Linked DNA regions of Mus musculus: region 2 is linked to region 1. The links are chromatin contacts, found by POLR2A ChIA-PET in ENCODE. All regions are on one chromosome and are shown on one strand. Each heading gives the region's core, a stretch centred on a gene start or an enhancer-like site at or near the end of the contact. The rest is flanking DNA. Distances are from core to core; before and after follow the strand shown.

The links. ChIA-PET counts read pairs that join two places held with the same protein, here RNA polymerase II (POLR2A).
Region 2: POLR2A ChIA-PET joins it to region 1 with 23 read pairs in embryonic stem cell. The contact joins the promoter of Vdac1 here to the promoter of Skp1 in region 1. POLR2A ChIA-PET finds 5 or more read pairs at or near these places in 4 of 5 experiments (Patski and embryonic stem cell).

What each region holds. Positions count from the first base shown.
Region 1 is chr11:52,230,141-52,234,993 of GRCm38, reverse strand. Skp1 (S-phase kinase-associated protein 1) reads right to left here and starts at 2,999. Exons shown (of 6, transcript NM_011543.4): 1 at 2,876-2,999.
Region 2 is chr11:52,358,095-52,362,947 of GRCm38, reverse strand. It overlaps Vdac1 (voltage-dependent anion channel 1), which reads right to left and starts at 2,097. Exons shown (of 9, transcript NM_011694.6): 1 at 1,796-2,097. It overlaps Gm51894 (a long non-coding RNA gene), which reads left to right and starts at 4,366. Exons shown (of 2, transcript XR_003949674.1): 1 at 4,366-4,457; 2 at 4,605-4,853.

The sequences.
Region 1 (4,853 bases), core at 1,750-4,249:
GACAGCCAAGGCTGCACAGAGAAACTCTAACAAAACAAACAAAAAACTCTTCTAAAATGCATTTAGAGCCAGGAGTGGTGGCACAGGCCTTTAATCCCAGCTCTTAGAAGGCAGAGGCAGACAGAGGCCAGCATGGTCTAAATAGCTACATACAGGATAGCCAGGACTACACAGACAGACCTTGTCTCCACAAAAGCAAACTACAAAAATGCATTTAAGTCATAGTGGCAGGCACCTATAAAGCCAGTACTTGAGACACAGGAATTCAGACATCAGGCACACAGCCAAGTTCAAATCCAGCCTAGGTTATGTAAGAATCTGTCTCCAAAAACAAAAACACCCACCAAATATAAATTAATTTAAAATGGCATGGTAGTAGTGTATGCCTTTAATTCCAGCACTTGGGAGTCAAGACACAGGTGCATCTCTTTGAGTTCAAGGCCAGTCTACAGAGTGAGTTCCAGGACAGCCAGGGCTATACAGAGAAAAGTCCTGTAATGCCCAGCTTTTAGATGCCCGAGTGAGGATCATAATTTCAAGGACTAAGTAACATAATGAGGTCAAGCCAGCTTTGGTGGAACTCAGTAAGAGTCTGCTTAAAATGAAATACAAAAGAGGCTGGAGATATAGCTCCTTAGTATAATGCCTAACACGTATAAAGCTCTATTTCAATCTGCAACACCGCCCTCTCCCCCTCTCCCCAAAAGGTGAGCCAAGCAAGTACATCCCATAATCCCAACAGTTTGCCAAATAGAAGGATCAGGAGTTTATGACCATCTTCTTGACACATAGGAAAATAAATTTAAGGTTAGCCTGGTTTTCTTGGCCCCGTCTCAAAAACTAAACTCAACAAATCCCCCCAAAAACAAAAATCCAAAACCTTATCAACTGAGATATAAAATGAGTCATCAGGGAAAAAAAAAAAGCCAAATAAAAACAAATCAGTATTAATACTAAAAGCTCTAAGCCAGCAATTTCTTATCATCAGATTTCCCCCTCATCCCTTCAAAAGAGGATTAATTCAAGACCTCTTTAAAATTCACAAGCAACTTTTTTTCTGATAGTTTTTGTTTTGTTTTTTGAGATAGGGTTCCTCTGTATTACCCTGGCTGTCCTGGAACTTAAGACTAGTCTTGAACTCAGCCATAAACCTGCCGCTGCCTCCAGTGCTGGGACTAAAGGTGGGCACCAAAATCCCTACCTCACATGCAACTAGGCAGGTCTGTGCTTCTAAGGAAGATACAAGCCTTCAATGTTACTCTAAAGGTACTTCTTAAGCATTTCTGGATCTGAGTTGTATTACTAACGCGATTTTTCACAAAAGTACAGGGTTTAGCATTTAAAATAACTACTACACCTATTTTAGGGTCAAACACTTAAGACTCAGCACATCTCCTAAAATATTCATTCAGCTTTCTGAGACACTTGTCCCCAATTCCTCAAGTAAACAAGCTTCAAGAAAGGGGGTTGGGAGAGGTAAAGCTTGTTTTACAATCATCCATTGAAATACCCAGCTCCCACTCATCCATGGTTGAAGAGACTCAAGAGTTCACTTTTCAACTAACAAACATGTCTGCAGAACAGAGAAGTCAGAGCAGCAGACCCTCCCTATGATAAGGCAACAATAAAAGTTAAAATAGGCCAGTTTTTAATAGCAAGACACTGTGTTCTTTTTATGATCTCTAGTACTACAATGAGCATTCCAGAACAAGTCTATGTAGTTGATAAAATTATTTTAAAAGACCACCCCGTATTTCCTTGAAATAATTCACAATAAATAAAGATGTGCTTAGTCATAGTCAAATTTAGGTATTAGGTTACTTGCAAGGGAGCCAGGATCTTATTAAATGACAGGGAGGCAATCGGTTAATCTGTAATTCAACGCACTCTGTAATCCTAGACTTCACTTTTGTTGTTGTGTTGGAATTAAGTGCAAAATTTTTAAGTAATAATGTATGAGGTTTCGATTTGATATGCTTTCAAAAAACCCTTCTTCAGTTCTCTAAGCTCCTAGACTTGGAAATTAATCATCCAAGTCTAGCATGAGAATTCTAGTATACCAGACTTTAAAAACAAACCTGTTTTAAGTGACTCGAAATTCTGACACTTGTTACTACACTGCAGGACGGAAGAGACTGCATTGTTCTATGCCACAATACAGTCTACTGTAACATTCTGCTGAAAAACTGAGTCTCCAAACCTGAGGACTCCGTGAAAAAGTGAACCAGAAGGCAGGTTTTAGCACTATCCCTTAAAAAACCCAAACACCTCAGGTTTTAGCGTCAAATGCCACACACCTCAGACGACAGTGTCTATTACAGTAACAAGTTCAGAGACTGCAGAACGTGACAAAACGCAAAGAAACATTGGGAGTCTGTTACCTGCATATTCGGTGGTTAAAAAGGTGAGACCAATAAGGAGCTAATTGACGCCAGATACAGGAGAAAAGGGAGGGAGCCAAGAATCAAATGGCAACGACAGCCACCACCTGGAACGGCCCAGGACCCCTACTCAAAGCCTCGCTGCCCACCCGGCCTGGAGCGCGGAGCAGCAAGCCTGTCGCTAAGGCAGGCCCGGTACGAAGCCTGGGCCTTCCAGTCGCGTTTGGGGCCGACTGACGTCGCCTGCAAAGCGGCAGGCCTGCCACAGGGCTCGACTCTCTTCCCTGAGCGAGCGCCGAAAGGATGGGAGACCCTTGAAGGCCTGACTCGGCCTCCTCGTGCCTCCCGCGGTCCGGGGGTCTGCAACGGGCCGCACGGCGCCTCAGGATACGAGGCCAGGTCGCCTCGCCGCCTCGTGCACTCCACAGCCAACGCGAGGCTCCCACCCAGCCCCTCCCTCGAGGAACGTGTCCGGCTCGCGGGTTGCTACTCACGGTGCTCCGTCTCAAGACCGCAGGCCCGAGGCTGCCGGACAGAGTTCACAACCACAACGAAGTATCGAGAACAAGGCCACTCGAGCGGCGCCGCGCGGCGTCGCCTTTTATAGCAGCGGGACGCAGGCGCCGAGGACCCCGAGCCCGTGACGTCACACAGCCGGCCGGGCTGGCCGTTGAGATCGCCTGACGGCAGTCGAAACACAGGCGGCAGACCCTGAGCGCCGCAGAGGTCTCCTGGAGAGGTGCTGAGCGGCGGCGGGTGGAGGGGTGGCTGGGCAAGAGAGGGACGTCCTCCTTACTCCGCTGGCCTAAACAGCGCCATGCTCTCCTTCAAAGCGGACTCCGGCACCGGCTGGGAAACCATCTCGACCCGAAGGGTCTTTCAGGCATGGGCTGTCTTAAACGGCTTGAAAGACCCCAGTCCTGGAAAAGCCTGGAAACAACAAACCGCAAAACCGGTTGTGGGTGTGTGTTTTCCTTAAAGGAGTCGCCTCAGCCTGACCACCGTTACTCTCCTAATAACCTAAGGAAATAGAATTGAGTTTGCTGACCAGGGGTTCAGGAGTTGAACCTTCTCTACTGATACTGAATTAAATATATATATATATATACATGTATGCCATGTTGAGACAAAGGTGTTTCTTTAACCTAGGCGGCTTAGAATTCTTAAATACTCCTGACATGGTACACCTGCTTATTTGATTTTTAAAGTTTTATTTTCTTTGCATTTTAAGACGGGACCCTGTTTGGCACAGAGTAGCTGTAAATTCAGTATGTTGACCAGGTTGGTCTAAAATTCATGATCTCCTTCCACCTGCGCTGGGGTCACAGGCATTTTCACCACATATATACTTGCCTGAAACTCTTGTTGTTTTGTTTTGAGACAGGGTCTTACTATATAAGGCTTGGAGCTCGCTATTTAAACTCAGATCTGTCTGCCTCCCAATAGCCAGCTTGGAGATTCGAGGCTAGGACCACCCTGTTGGCTAATCTTCACCTTTATTTCCTACCTTTGAACTTTGAAGAGGCTTCCAGGCCCCCAAATAGCCATTGTTGGAGTGAAGCGCCAAGCCTGGAGAGAGTCAATGTGAATGTAGCATGGAGGTTACATTCTTTGGGTAACCATGCTCTAGGCCAATCTGTGAGGCCAGTGCTGGGGATCCATCCAGCAATGAACGGGGACAGTCAGGCTCAACCTGAACAGGCTATGCTGTACAGGCGGCTCAAAGAAGGCTGTGATAAGGTCGCTAGAATGAAACAGCTTTGAAGTAAAGGGAGAGGCCTGAAAGCACCCATCTGGCCTCAGCCCAGCCAGGAAGAGGGCAATTGCCTGCCCTGCCCTGCCCTGCCCTGCTGTGTCTAGGGAGCATCACTAGCCCCACCAAGGCGCCAGGCTCACCTAACCAGTGAGCACATGATTGGTATTCCTGGCACCACGAAGACAAAAGACTTTTCCACACAGGGCCTCCTAAAGAAACCAGAGACTACAGCTTCTCTAGGACAAGACTGGGCAGAGAGACCAAGCAATGGGTTGAATTACCAGGTCTTTGTCTGCTGGTATCCAATGTCTGCCAGGTGCCAGAGTCGATGACAGAAGATGAAAGACCCACAGTTCTCAGGCTTTTTATCTGCAGCGCTGCCTGCCCTTCACAGCTCCGGCTTCGGGCCTCCTAGGGAAGGCCCACTAGAGAGCCTTTTCCTCCACGTGCCATAAACTCGGTGGGCTCCTTAAACAGTCCTGGGTCATACAGCGAGCCTAAGAAGCCAGCACACTGCATGGCACAAAGTATATGGTTTTCCCCAGAGGTCTGAGAGCCTCCAGTAACGGAATTAACAAATGCTTAGAGCAGAAAATGGAGATTTGGGTGCTGGAACAAAGCTTAGCGTGCCCAGGCCCCTGAGTTCAATCCTTGCCATGCTCAGACTATTTAAGGTGCACGATAGTTCACAAAAGATGCACAAGAAATCCTTTGCC
Region 2 (4,853 bases), core at 848-3,347, 130 kb before region 1:
AGCCATCCATAATGAGATCTGACGCCCTCTTCTGGAGTGTCTGAAGACAGCTACAGTGTACTTACATAAAATAATAAATAAATCTTAAAAAAAAAAAAAAAAAAAAAAAGAGTGCTTACTGCTGACAGCCAGGGCTATACAGAGAAGCCCTGTCTCAAAAAAACAAAACAAAACAAAAACAAAACAAACAAAAAAGTGCTTACTGCTTTTGCAGAAGACCCAGGTTCGATTCCCAGACCCACATGAGGCATCTCACACCTGCATGTATGTACATAAACTCACATAGGCACAAGCATGCACACATTAAATAGACATTTTTTAAAAATGAATTTACCCCACAGACCTTTCTTAACCACCTAATGTGTGCCAAGTGGTCCCACCCAAGTCCCTGAAGACAAGCCTGAGTTTGGCCCTTCAGTTTTGTCAGTCCCGAGAAAAGCAGGCAGGCCCTCCGCAGTTATGCCTGGCTTGCTAGTAAACAAGCCGGAGTTAAGCCCCTCACCCATATCTCTGGTCAAGGAAAGAGAAGTTTTGGACAGCACACACCTGAGCTAAGCCCACACTCTTCCTGCATTCTGGGTCTGCAGTCAGATTTAGTGCTCCAGCCTGACAGCTGTCAATCTGCAAACTGACAGTGTCTCGTGAATTATTCTCCAATGACTCAATACCTGGTGCTGCACAAATGCTTGCTTCTGACATTAGTAATAATGGCATTAAAATAATACGCCTGTATATTCATGGAGTCCCTTCCTGTACACCATGTGGAATAAAAAATAAAATAAAATAAAAGTCTGTGGAGGATGAGTTCAACCCTCCCCAAAAGCTCCTAGGTCTCCTAGGCAAATGTCAAGGTTTCTAAGGTGTCCTTGTGCATGCCCCAAGGCTTCGTGTTAATCGGATCATTTTATTCTTTCCCCCAAACTCAGTGAAGTGTATATAATTGCTCCTATTTCGCAGATGAGAAGATTGAAGTTTTAAATCTTCCTACCAGTGTGACCTTGGACAAACCGTGTAGAGTTGCGGGCCTCCAATCTGATGTCAGGCCCTGAAAACAGTTTCCAGAATGCACAGTTGCATTTGGCGACACAGAACACGGACTCCGTCCCCGAGGCCAAGGAGGCCAAGCGTATGGCTCCCTATGGGGTCTCGCTCTCAGTCCAGGCCCAGGTCCCTGTTCCTGCGGCCTAAGTCCACTCAGGGCAGCCCGTTCCGCCCGGGAAGACACTGGCATGCGCGGGAGGGACCCGGCGCCACCTACTCCGGGCGTGGGCCGGCTAGGGCGTGTAGGGGCTGGGGGATCCAGGGCATGGCCGTGCCTGGAGTTCGTCCTCTCGGCGGAGGAAGCTGGGTCTGCACAGGCCCTTGGAGCTGGTGGGGAAGGGCTTGGGCCGTGGGAGGGTCTCTACCAGATCCACACCGACGGGATCTAGAGCCAGAGGGCGCCGCCGGGAAGGTCACCTAGACCCGCGGCCCGCCGGGCCTCCACGCGGCCGCCCTTGCCCTTCCGCTCCTCGCATGTTCGAACCGCCCCTGGCTTCCAAATGCAGGTGCTCTGAACGCTCGAGCTAGAATCTGGGAGATCCGCTCTGCGCCCGCCCTCCAGGCCTCCTCTACAAGCCCGCTGCCCCTCCAGGCCCGCAATGATCGTCCCTGGTTCACCCTTCCCGGGGCCAAGCGCTTAGGCCCAGCGCCCTCGCCCGAACCTCCCTCGATCGCCTCCCTGGAGACTTCCCAGGAGCGCGACCCGAGGCCCTGGGGACTCAGGCATAGCCCAGGCCCTCTCCGCTGCGCCTACCTCGGAGGCGGTGACGGCGGGAGCAGCGGCAGCTACGGCGGGGGTTGCGGCGAGGAGGCTGGGAGCGCAGCGAACGGGCCGAGGGCGGAGCGGCGCAGATCGCGGCGGCGCGGACACGCCCCAGCTCTGCGCGCCGGACCCCGAAGCTCCGCCCTCGGCTCCACCCCGGACAGCGCCCAGACCAGTCTCGGGGTCTTCTTCCCACTCGCGAGCCGCGCTCTCGCCCTCTGCGGCTCTGTGATCATGTGTGGCCGCGCGTAAAGGCCTGCGTGCACTCTGGCACGGGGCGATAGGGAGGCGTGGGTCTGACGTGCGTGAGGTGTGTGCGTGCGCGGGGACACGCGGGTCACTGTTGCAGCCTCCAGGCTGCTGGAAGCATTTGGGAAGAGGGGGAGGGGAGCTTCCGGCACACAGAGCGGTGGCCTAGGGACCTCAGCGGATAGTGTCGCCGGAGTCGCCGAGGCTGCAAGTCACTCGGAGGCCCAGTGGGGACACTGGGCTCTGGAAGTGGCGCTGTATAGGTCAGAGCGGCTACTGTCCCCTCTGCTCCAACCTTGATTTCCGGAGCCTGCGACACGCCCGCGTGCGTCAGCGAGTCAGTTGCAAATTAAACTCTCCCGAGAGCCGGCTCCGCACTGTAAAGTTGCGTGCAATCTTCCCTAGTGTCAAAGCCTCTTTCCGCCATTTCCCAAGCATTTAAGAAATTAAAAAAGACAAAGTGGGTTTGTGAGACTGCGGAGTCTCGCTACGTGAGGTCACGCGGGTTCTGGATGTCTGCTTTCCTGCAGTGTAGAGAGGGCGGACACTTTTTCCCAGCCTGGTCTCAGCACGTGGCCTCCTGCCCTGTTGAGCGTGCCACACCAAGACTAACCAAATCAGGTTTGGAGAGTTTGTGAAATCACATGTGAGTGAAGACTTCACACCCTTTGCCTTCTACTAACAGACGTCCGAGGAGAATTCAGGCATTTGGGGTCCAGTAGAGGAGACGCCAGGTGGTTGCTCACAACCTGCTGTAGCTGAACAAGACAGCTGGGCATCCGCAGCCACTCTAGATTGAAAATGCTGTTCCGTGGGCTAAAGGAAGGGAACCAAGAGAGAGAGAGGCCGAGGAGAGGGAATGTAAGGGGGCCTAAGCCCATATCTAGTTAAGACTATGAGGGAAAGCCCTTCGAAATAGAATGTGGGCAAACAGATAGCTCCGTGGTACAGGGCTTGCTTTGCATTAGAAAGAACCTGTTCCCAAGTCTGCAGCTCTATCTACCCGGCAACAAACACCCAGCCCATTCCCGGAGTTAAAGCCAGGCAGGGAAAGCTGCTGAGTCACAGGGGCGTACAGGGAGGCAGAGTCGGAAGGACAAGACCTGGGGACACAAGATTTGTCTCCAAGAATCTTAACACTTGACCCAGAGCCCTGATGCCCAGGGCTGTGTGTCGTGGGTGGGCAGAAAGTCTGGCTTCTCGGAACTTCGCCCTGAGAGTCTTTCTTGGTTTTTTTTTTTGTTTTGTTTTATTTTTTGGGTTTTTTTTTTGTTTTTGTTTTTTGTTTGTTTGTTTGTTTGTTTTTTCCCGAGACAGGGTTTCTCTGTATAGCCTTGGCTGTCCTGGAACTAACACTGTAGACCAGGCCGGCCTCGAACTCAGAAATCCGCCTGCCTCTGCCTCCCAAGTGCTGGGATTAAAGGCGGTGTGCGCCACCTCCGTTCAGCGCCCTGGGAGTCTTGGTTTTAATTTAAAATGAATGGAGATGCAGAGGACTGGTAAGGCACTTACCTAAAACTCAGCGAGTGGCTTGTGTCACTTTTGCTGGGGAGACAGACAGCTATTTGCGGTAGAGAAGGCACAGATGACAGATTAAAGAATTCCACCCAAAGTCTACGTCGGCAAACCAGGGAAAGTGTTTAATTTATTTACAAGGTAACTCAAGGTAACTAAAAAGATCACCCCAAAGGCCCCCAACTAACAAACCTGCATGCATCCCTGGACCAATGCATGACTTATCAGCAGCTCAAGAGTTCCCTCTCCAGCAACTGTTGACTAGAGGGACCTCGTGAGTCCGATAGCTGGACTTCCCAAGCCATGTATGTTTTGGGTTTTGTTTGTTTGTTTGTTTGTTTGTTTTTAACTTTCTAGTGCTGAGGACTGAACCTGACTTTTATGAATCTCTTTCCTTCCAGAAGGGAAGGTTTTAAATCCAAAGAATTAGCCACACAAGAAAGGCAAAGAAAATCAGCCAGAATAGGGAGGAGACCTGGGAGCCCCTGGGATTGAAATCCAAGTGCACCAGAAATGTTATTCATTGATCTTTCTTCCCAGTCACAGCCTGCAGGGAGGGGAAAAGCAAGTCACCTTTTTTTTTTTTTTTTTAAACTGGACTCTGCCCAGCCTCCCCTCTACGGAGTCTGCCAAAGCTGATTGGCCTGAGACAGAAAACCTGATCCAAGCCTGGCCAGTCGGGTTCTTACTTGCAGATTCAAATTAAGAAATCCAGAAGCTTTAGGGAAACAGCAGGATGTCCTGAGTCTGCCAACTCCTCCGGCAGGCTTGCATCTCTGTTGGCCCAGAAAAGCAAGCAGAACACTGTGCAGTTGCAAGACGCTTTGAGCTCATTTCCTCATGGATCCCCCTCCTGAGTTTGGGGTCCCCAGAGCTACTTCAGTTCCATGTGAGTCCAGAGATGTCTTGTTGACTTGTGGGGATGGGCCAGTCCTGACCATAGTCCTGTTGGGGGTAAGTGACCCTATGTCACTTTTGTCCTGACCATAGGTCTGTTGGGATAAGTGACCCTATTTCACTTTTGTCTCATGCACAGGCTTCGTTGGAGTTGGAGCTGACAAGTGACAGAGTCCTCCTGCTCTCTTTCCCCTGACTCTGGGGAGGAATCACTGAGACCCTGGAGTTCTCTAGCTGTGAAAATAGACTAAAACTGACGCTAGGGTTAAGATTAGCTGTGCAGCTAGTGTGCACCTGCATCTGGCCTCTCCTGCTGTTTGCCAGCTACCTGAGTAATGGGTTGCTTGCTTGCTTGCTTTCCTTCTTTCTTTCTTTCTTTCTTTCTTTC